Linked DNA regions of Homo sapiens: region 1 is linked to region 2. A link is a contact called in ENCODE Hi-C or POLR2A ChIA-PET data. All regions are on one chromosome and are shown on one strand. The core of a region is the stretch at or near the end of the contact, and the rest is flanking DNA. Distances in the headings are between cores, read along the strand shown.

Region 1 (5,206 bases), core at 478-2,977, 190 kb after region 2:
CCTTCCCCAGGTTCCTTATCTTCTGCTTCCAATCACATTCTCTCACTCTCCTCTGCTTCCAAACAAAACAAACATTTCAGTCTCCACAGAGAACTTAGATTAAGGCTGAACTATCATTTGTGTTTAGTTCAACATGGCTTAGAGGTGAAAAGCACCTAAATTATGTTGTGACTTTACAGCGACTCCATTTTCTTTCCTTTGGGTTTAGTTTTAAGCACATTTGGAAAGTAACCTTAGAAGTTTCATTCCAGTATCTTAGGCTTTATTGATCTTATCGATCTTTGATCTCTGTGTTTAGAACAAATAACAGAAGAAAAGGTGGAAGGCATATCAAAGATCTGTAGCAAGGTAACATTGCCTCCCAGAAGTGAGGGCATCAAAGCCGCCCTCTCTTCTGAGGTGTATGATTGATGTTAAAAACCCACCCCAAGGGCCCTATTGTACATCCATATACGTCCAACCCAATTAAGAAAGAGTATTTTCCCAAACATGAAATGGGCTTAGCAATTCTGAAGTAAAAAAAAAAAAAGAGTTAGCTATGGAGCACACGCATTCCGTTAGAAATGAGTCACTCTGCGAAGGTGTGTTTGAATGAGCAGCATTTCAGAAGGCCCGCACGGGGTACACCCACAGGATGGGACTGGAGACCCTGGGAAGGGCTGTGGGTCCAGGCGGATATGAGATCCGATCAGCCTGAAAACATGCTTCACAAACCAACCTGGGCACGACACAGAAAAGAGGCAAGACGTCGTAGGGCAGCATAAAAGATTTGTACCTTTCTCAAATAGCTTGGTACTTGGGACTCCAGAGCAGTTCTGAATGACCAGCTAGGGCAGTCACCCAATCCCCACTGGGCCCATCCAGGGCCATAACATGAATATTAAATCATTTGGAGGACAGGAATGTTCAATGACCTTGGCCAAATGTCATGACAGATTTTGGGGGCAGCCTTCTATATCCATTTGAGAAAGGACAAATACTCACTAGCACTAGACAGAAAACTGGCTGATTTAGCTTAGAACAGTGGCTACCATTGTAGCTCTTTCAGAACATCGAAAAGGAAGGTAAGTGGTTGGGGAAGGGCATCACGAAGGCTGCATCTATCCAAGGCTGGGTCAGTTATACATTGAGGTTTGGAGTCGAAATTTATTCTCACACACGTAGAGCTCCACAGATCTAATTAACAGTGTGGGAAATCTATTTTCATGTTTCACTCACACAGAACACATCTTCTCTGTCTCCAGGGGGTTTTCAAGTTCTAAACTACAATCAGCCCTTCTTTTAAAATAACAATAATAAATCCTCTTATTCAGCCAGATGGTGGTGTTTGTTGCACTAGGCTGGGTTCATAGTACAACATCAATAAATGGCCACTTGTAGAGGGACAGACAGAATCCCATTTATAAAACACACCTACACCTCCCTCCTTCTCCCATCCCAAAATGTGGCATTGTCAAAACTTCCCTGGGGGCTTAATCTCATTTTGGAGCAGAAAGGAAAACTAAAAAAGGCAAAATAATGTAACTAAGTGGAAAAACAATTTCTTGGGGGGAAATAGCACATTTAATCTCTGAGGAAAATGGTCATAGGTGGGTTTTTAAAAAGTGTTGTTTTGCCTTTAGGGACTGTTTGAAAGCAGGCTCTCAAAAGGATTTTCCCCAGTCCCTGGCAAGCTGTCTTGGTGAAGGCTGCACATTGTCAGCCAAAGATATTACAACCAGGAGATGGAGTTAAAATTCTTCCTCAGTGAGTTGGCTAAGTCTCATGAAACAAGTATTTGTTCCAATTAGGTGTTCCAAAAAGTCTTGATTGCCTTAGATAACGCATTTTGAGAAGGAAAGTGTGTTTGTTCAAAATCCATCGTGGAAGAATAAATGACGTACCGGTGTGTTCTGTTGCCAACGTACACATCCTCTTCACAGGCCTGGAGGACTCACACTCTTTGCTGCCTTGTCCCTATTTTCCTGGTCTCAGTCCTACCGGGGATGGGCAGTGGGAGTGGGGATGCTAACTAGTCTCTGCTCCTGCTCTTAATAAGCTATACTACCTGGTTATGCAACCCTAATCCATGTCCACAGTCCAGGGCTCAGACGGCTGGCCTGTCAGCAAAAAAATGTCTGAAAAATGTTAATTCAACAATGTTGGAGGGATGTTATTTCCAGAACTAAACTCCTCAGGGGAAATGAGAAATCATTGCTCCTGGGATTCAACTCCTCCACACTGAAAGATGTTTCTTTAATGATGCTTTCTTCCCAAAAAATTTCCCAATGCCTGGTGTGTCCTGACATTTGGTCCCAGTAAAATCCTGGAACAGACTCCTAGGATACAACTATCTTCAAACTCCATACAAAAGGAGTGTTTATTACAGAGAATCGGCATCTATTAGGGCATGAAACCTTGGGGGCTTGCTGGCATTCACTCCCCACACTGAATCGTTTCATAATATAGATACTATTTTCTTTTTGGCATTTATAGCAAGCAACTCAGTTTATGACCTAAGGCATTTTCCATACTTCCAGGCAATGAATACCAGCTTCCTATGAGTCTCAATAGCACATAATTTAAGACAGTGGGAAAGGGAGTTGGAGAATAGTTTCCAGTGCAAGAAAAATACCATGCAGATGTTTGCCCTTACTCTTGAATTCTGATGGTGAAATCGAGCATTGTTTATTTGTTCTGAAGTCCAACTCAAGAAATTTATTTTCTAAAGGCTGGGGTAGAGGTAGGGAGGTAGTGACATAAAATATTCCTGATACTGAAATATTCAACACATGGCCCTGGGAGTTTGAATCATAAAGTAATTTAGATCTTTCTAAGTGGTTCATTGTTTGATCAAATTTGGTATACCAGATGTCGATTCGTGTCACAGAACATGACATACCTAAAGAAATACCCAAGAACTACTTTGCTAAAATTGTGTATTCACCTTCTGTAATTTTTGTTTCCTCCAAGATAGCAAGCTAGGAATCAGTCCTCTATCTTGAGCCATTTATTGAGAACAAACAAATGAACTTGGAAAAGACATAACCGAATTGAATTTAAATACCTGACTTTGGTGTATGAGAATCATAAACTTGCTTACGGTCTATCTGGTCCGCAAACACTTCCCCATAAATCATCCAATAGGGCATGTAGAAGATGTTCTTGGCCAGTTTCCATGATGGCTCCTCATTGGGAAAAAGGATGGCTTGCCTGGCGACCCCAAAGCTCATCAGAACCACCAGCATAATGATGACAAAGTACATCATGTCTATCATCTGGAAGGGTGGGGAAGCAGAGGGAGAAACAAGAGAAAACCCATATGATTGAGTGTTCTTATAATTGCTGACAATGATGGGAACCTTTGGAGGAGGTCCACTTTCTAGACTGCTGGGAAGGGATGTTTAGACAGGGAGTTGTGTCCAGATAAGAAGATGCTTGGTCTGTTGAAGCCAGTGTCCACAGAATTCTATCAGTGACTCAAAAAACATTTCAAAAAGTGCACACACAGATGAAGCCTCTTCGTTTTTCATTGCTGTCTGTGGGACCGAGCATAGGTCCCACATAGGCTAGGCATAGGAGTCATATAAATGGAAGCTTAGGCCTCTGTGTGAATCAGGTGCTAACTTTTTCTCTGCTCCTGGGGGAGGCAAGTGTCCTCTTTGGGTCTCTTTCTTCTTAGAGAAACTGGAATTGGGAGAGTTGAACTATTCCAAGAGCGACTGCAATGCTGTAAACCTCCTTTCTAAGTTCTGAAAGGCTAATGAAAAATTGGAAAGCTCAAAAACAAAACAAAACAACAACAACAAAAACTGCCTATAAACGAAGCTAGGATAAACCAAATATCCATTATATTCTTATTCTTGTGGCCCCACCCCACTGCATAGTATTCTACCACCAACCAGTCTCTCAGAGAAAATGGCTGTTTGTATACTTCTCCTGCAGGGTATCCCATTGGCTATGGAGGGTGTTTTCTTGGGCATTAGAATCATGCACCCTAATGACTCAGACCTGTACCTGCTGTAGAAATGATGGATTTTCATCTTGACAGGTTTATAAAATCCTCCAGGCTGCTCTCTAATATAATGTTATCTCTTGTTCCTCATTCTTCCTTCTTTCCATGATGTATGTTATTTGGGATCTGTTTCTTATATGCCAAATTATTTTCCTTTTATCACTCAAAATATTAAATAGATGAGGATGCAATAACTATTGATTTTTTTTCTGGCCAGAACCCATTACCTCCTCCTTTTATAAACAGTTTCTACCCAGTATGGCCACAAGGTAGGTGTGTTTTCCAGGCTACGTTAAATATGATACTGGCCCCGGCAAGAGTGATAGAAGCAGGGATTTGACCAAGACAGGCCAACCAGAATCCTTGTATTGGCTTTGCTTTGTTTTGTTTTTAACTAAAGCTGGGAGAAAGAAGTTCCTTGTGTCTCTGTAATGGGGTGAGTTCATAGTATTTGTATCTGACGCTGAGTTCTCCGCCAGTGAAACTGATCAGAGTAAATGAAGCCGATTTGCAAGAGAAAGTGAGCAAAGCTTGACAGTGATTGGGTCCCTGTTTGCAGTAGCCCCTAAGGCCAGTTTCATTATGCCCTTCATAAGTCAATATATCCCTTCTAGGCTTAAGCTAGTTGGAGATTGGTTTCTATCGCTTGCATCAAAACATAGAATACAAAAGACTTTCTCTTAGATACCATACTTCCTGAAGGGATGCCCATCCACAAAAAAAAGCCTAATGCTAATTTTATCAATGATAATGGAGGCTTCAAATTAGTTTTACAATTTTTTAATTTTTATTTTATTATTATTTTTCAGATGGAGTCTCATTCTGTCACCCAGGCTAGAGTGCAGTGGAGCGATCTCGGCTCACTGCAACCTCAGCCTCCCGGGTTTAAGCAATTGTCTGCCTCAGCCTCCTGAGTAGCTGGGATTTCAGGTGTGCACCACCATGCCCCGCTAATTTTTTTGTATTTTTAATAGAGATGGGGTTTCACCATCTTGGCCAGACTGGTCTTGAACTCCTGAACTTGTGAGCCACCCGCCTCGGCCTCCCAAAGTGCTGGGATTACAGGTATGAGCCACTGTGCCCGGCCACGATTTTGTTTTAAAAGAGTGTCTGTTATTGGAATTCAAACATTATAGCCTTCCTTGTATGCCTTAGGACACTGGGGTCTAATCAATTTTCAAGGCAACTTCAAAATGCATCTCACAAGTGTTG
Region 2 (4,820 bases), core at 2,039-4,538:
GCCCAACTTGCCAAGAAAATTTTGCGGAAGAACAAATAATAAGTGAGCACTTGCAATACTAGTTATTAAAATGGATTATTAAAGCTGTAATAATTAAGATAGTGAGATAGCAGCACAGGAAAAGACAAATCAGTGGAACAGAGTAGGGTCTGAAAATAACCTTAAGAATCTATAGGGATTCTGTACATGGTAAATGGGGTATTTCAAATCAGTGAAACAGAAAATGTTTAATTCAGTAAGTGGCTTAGATGTCAGGTAAAAGAAAAAAATTAAATCTTAGTCCCTACCTCATACTTTTCACTCAAATGATTTCCAAATGGGCTATAAATGTAAATGTAAAAAATAAAGCCATAACGATAAAATATAGGTGAGCATTTTTAGAATCCTGGAATAGAGACTTTCTAAACATGAAACCAAAAGCAAAATCCTACTTGAAGGATAGTTTTGAATACGTAAAAATGTTAAACTTCTGCATGTTAAAAATATATATAAGTAGAAAAATTTAAGAATCAAAATAAATTAAAAGAAATTGAAGCATATGACAAAATGTTAAAATCTGTAACACAGAAAGGACTTGCAAATCAAAAAGGAACAGCCCAACTTAATAAAAGTGGGCAAGGATGCAAATAAATAATTTATAAAGTAAGAAATACTGGCCAGACGTGGTGGTTCATGCCTGTAATCTCAGCACTTTGGGAAGTCGAGGCAGGCAGATTGCTCGAGCCCAGGAGTTTGAGACCAGCCTGGGTAACATGGCGAAACCTCATCTCTACTAAAAATGCAAATATTATCCAGGCTGTGTGGTGCACACCTACAGTCCCAGCTACTCAGGTGGGAGGATCACTTGAACCAGTGAGACAGAGGTTGCAGTAAGCTGAGATTGTGTCACTGCACTCCAGTCTGGGTAACAGAGCCAGACGCTGCCTCAAAATAAATAAATAAATAAATACATAAATAAAATACTAATGACCAAGAAATAAATACGAAAATATTTAATATTTCATACAAAAATATATTCAATCTCACAAGTAATCAAAACATGCCAATTAAGACACCAGCAAGATATCTGTGAGGCTAGTGAAAACGTTAAAAAATCTGTTCATACCGACCACTGGTGGAGGCATGAGGAAACAGGCCCTCTACCACACTGGTGGGATTTATAATTAATCCAGGGCCATCTGGCAATATTCTCCTGCAGATTATTTTTGGCAATTAATTTGATAATAATTAGATAGAGACATGAAAAGGGATACCAGCATTGCTTATGAGAGCTAAAAGGTGGTAACTTAAATGCTCAAAAATAAAGGGCTGGTTTAATACATAAAGTATATCCTTACAGGGGACTAATATGTACCTGTGAAAAAGGTACCAGACTGTTATATAATGAAATGGAAAGATGTTAGCCATACACTGCTAACTGAGAAGAACAATGTATGATCAGCTGCATAAGTGTGTGAATATATATGGAGAGAAAAAAATCCTGTTGCCCACAAAATATGGGCTGGCTGAGGTGGTTCATGCCTGTAATCCTAACACTTTGGGAGGCTGAGGCAGGAGGACTATTTGAAGTCAGGAGTTCAAGACCAGCTTGGGCAACACAGTAAGACCCCATCTCTACTACAATTTAAAATTAAAAAAATATTAAGTAAAAAGAATATATACAAAATTTGAACAATTACTATCTACCAGTGAGGAGATAAAGAATAACTTCTACTTCCTTTTGTAATTTTTCCCTATGTTTTCTGATTTTTTAAACAGTGAGTATAAATTTCTTTTATGAGAAAAAGTCAGAAAAAGTTATTTTAATATTTTTTAAAAGTCTTACAGAAAACAGCGATACATCTGAGTTTAAACCATTCCACAAATGGCTTGATCAAGAATATATTCCAGGCCAGACATGGTGGTTTATGCCTGTAATCCCAGCACTTTGGAAGGCTGAGGAGGGAGGACTGCTTGAGGCCCAGAGTTCAAGACCAGCATGGGCAACATAGTGAAACCTCATCTCTTAAAAATTTTAAAAGGAATATATTCCATGGGCATGGAAGTGGAGGGCAGTAGGTGATTTACTTTCTATTGAGAAATTACTGGGACACTTCAGTAAGTGATCCATGACCAAAGAGAGAAGAGTCATTTTGTCTTCTTCTCAAACTAATTGTCAGAAAGTCAGAAACTTCCTGGCCCGGTGTGATGGCTCACACTTGTAAACACCTGTAATCCAGCACTTTGGGAGGCCAAGGGGGGTGGATCGCTTGAGGTGAGGAGGTTGAGACCATCCTGGCCAACATGGTGAAACCCTGTCTCTACTAAAAATACAAAAATTAGCCAGGCATGGTGGCACATGCCTGTAATCCCAGCTACTCGGGAGGCTGAGGCAGGAGAATCGCTTGAACCCTGGAGGTGGAGGTTGCAGTGAGCTGAGATTGCACCACTGCACTCCAGCCTGGGTGACAGAGTGAGACTCTGACTAAAAAAAAAAACAAAACGGAGAAAGTCAGAAACTTCCTGAATATACTACATCTGTCTTCTCACTCCTCTATTTCCACCTCTCCTACTTTTTCCATATGTGAAAGGGACATGGCCCTCTTATAAGAACAGACAGGAACCTTCCTTCAGAGGTGGAAATGCACAAACAGTAACAGTAGGGTTGCCCAACAAAGGAGTGTCCTTGTTAGAAAGCAGGTGAGAGGAGTCAGATCATGAAGAAGTGCAAAGATTTGAGTCTAAGAAAGCATTCATGGACCAGACTGGTGGGGAATGCATCCACATAGACCTGCCCTGACCCTAGGCCTCAAGCACCCCATTTGTCCATCACCATCTGGCTTCTCTCCTCACCAAAAAGCAATGTCAACATGCAGGTACGAAACATGAACAGTTGCTTTTTTCCCATTCTCCATTACCCTCATGTGCAGAACCACCAATACACATTACGGAAGAGGTGTGCAGGCCATTCCTGGGTACAGAGAAGTCCACATTTTTCTGCATACATCATTTCAATGAACACTGAACTCAAAAATCATTCATTCAAAAGTCTCCTGTTTATCAGAAATATTGCTTTGCATGTAGATGTTCTGAACGAATAAAAATGTTAAATAGGCTTTGAAAGAATAATCCTGCCTGAATGCCATCCCATCATATTACTACCATTTGCTTCTGACCTCTCACTGAATCCTGCTTGTGATTTGGCTTCCGTTTATATTGTATTTGTTGATACAACAGAGACAGTGTAGGGCTTAGGTGTGAGATTTTACTTCCGGATCTCTGTGTTTATCTGTAGAAAGCAACTTGTCCTATGCTTTAGGTTCTGAAATGAGAAGTGGGTGTGTGTCTCTGACATCTGTATGCAGCACTTCCTCATTTAAGCATGTCAGAGTCTAAGAAGCAAGCATATCCAAATATCGTGCACACATTCCCAACCTCAGCTATCTGTGAGACAGCACATGCAGTTCCAGCAGACCTCAAACAAAAGACAGCAGATAACAGAATTTTTTTTTTTTTTTTTGAGATGGAGTCTTGCTCTGTCACCCAGGTTGGAGTGCAGTGGCACGATCTCGGCTCACTGCAACCTCTGCCTCCCGGGTTCAAGCAATTCTCGTGTCTCAGTCTCCCAAGTAGCTGGGATTACAACAGGCACCTGCCACCATGCCCAGCTAATTTTTGTATTTTTAGTAGAGACAGGTTTTCACCATGTTGGCCAGGCTGGTCTTGAACTCCTGAGCTCAGGTGATCTTCCTGCCTTGGCCTCCCAAAGTGCTGAGATTATAAGGATGAGCCACTGTGCCCAGCTGACAACAGATTCTTGCCTCTTTAGGTTCTTGATTCAGCAAAAACTATACATTTTCTTTTTCTTTTTTTCTGTGAGGCAAGGTCTTGCTCTGTCACCCAGTGACGTGATCTTGGCTCACTGCAGCCTCAACCTCCCAGGCTCAAGTGATCCTCCCACCTCAGCTTCCCAAGTAGCTGGACCACAGGTGCATGCCACCACACCCAACTAATTTTGTTTATTTTTTGTATAGTCAGGGGTCTTACTATGTAGTCCAGGCTGGTCTCAAACTCCTGGGCTCAAGTGATCCTCCTGTCTCAGCCTCCCAAAGTGCTGGGATTACAGCCGTGAGACACTGCACCTGGCCAAGAGCTGTCTTGAAGTCTCAGTTATATGGCCCTGCCTGAAAACTAAAAATAGTGCAGAGGCAAAATGTGGACCCTAAACATAAATTTTTAACACAATGAAGATCTGCCTCTTGGTGTAGTGTGATAAAAGATCATAAAAGTCAGAGTAACAGAATTTAGAGGTGGATGAAATCTTAGGGATCCTCCAAAGGCCCAGAAAGATGATGCAACCTCCCCACAACCACATAGCTAGCCCTTCAAAGACCAGACCCTGGCCCAGACTAGGTAATTCCTGCCATCCCAGACTATGCTGCCTTTGTTCAGCTATTTGTGGGAAACATAGATAATAAATATCTACCTAGGCATTAAATATTGAACAAGATATAAATGCCTAATGGCAAAGCTATCCCAAGAACAGATTCTTTGAATCTTTGCAATTTTGGTGATTTTTATCACCATGGAATTCAAACCTGTCATGTTTTAGATGAAGCCAACTCAGAGGGCAGATGACGTGCCCAAGGACGCCCTGCACAATAGTGTGTGACCAGATTAAAACCAGGTTTCAAATTGCTCCTTCAGTTTTATGCACAAAATGAGATTAGATGTGAAAGAAGAGCCTGGACTCAAACTAAAAGCACAGAGACTGACCTTTCACAGTGCCTTTTTTTCCAATTCTCTGCCTTCCAGGCCCTTCCTTCCAAATGCATTGCCTC

Evidence for each region. Hi-C counts contacts between places; a loop is a spot of excess contacts on that map. ChIA-PET counts read pairs that join two places held with the same protein, here RNA polymerase II (POLR2A). Pooled maps may share reads with other maps.
Region 1: a map of endometrial microvascular endothelial cells shows a loop between it and region 2 (6-fold over the local background). The contact joins two enhancer-like sites. A Hi-C loop is called at or near these places in 15 of 168 maps with a recorded cell type or tissue (CD4-positive, alpha-beta T cell, DLD1, Right ventricle myocardium inferior and 12 more), 1 of 37 single-sample maps with no recorded cell type and 11 of 50 pooled maps. POLR2A ChIA-PET finds 5 or more read pairs at or near these places in 3 of 52 experiments (MCF 10A and WTC11).

The regions. Positions count from the first base shown.
Region 1 is chr9:70,587,949-70,593,154 of GRCh38, forward strand. It overlaps TRPM3 (transient receptor potential cation channel subfamily M member 3), which reads right to left. Exons shown (of 26, transcript NM_001366145.2): 22 at 3,083-3,257. Among named protein-coding and RNA genes, the nearest start is that of KLF9, 180 kb to the left of the region's middle. Within about 2 kb of position 1,728, at least 13 of the 41 ENCODE cell types and tissues checked have a DNase peak (open chromatin) inside an H3K27ac peak, as active enhancers do.
Region 2 is chr9:70,395,008-70,399,827 of GRCh38, forward strand. All of the region lies in intron 1 of KLF9 (KLF transcription factor 9), which reads right to left. It overlaps LOC124900273 (a long non-coding RNA gene), which reads right to left. Exons shown (of 2, transcript XR_007061576.1): 2 at 1-4,820. Among named protein-coding and RNA genes, the nearest start is that of KLF9-DT, 17 kb to the right of the region's middle. RefSeq lists an enhancer at 3,155-3,457 and a silencer at 3,408-3,457. Within about 2 kb of position 3,289, at least 6 of the 41 ENCODE cell types and tissues checked have a DNase peak (open chromatin) inside an H3K27ac peak, as active enhancers do.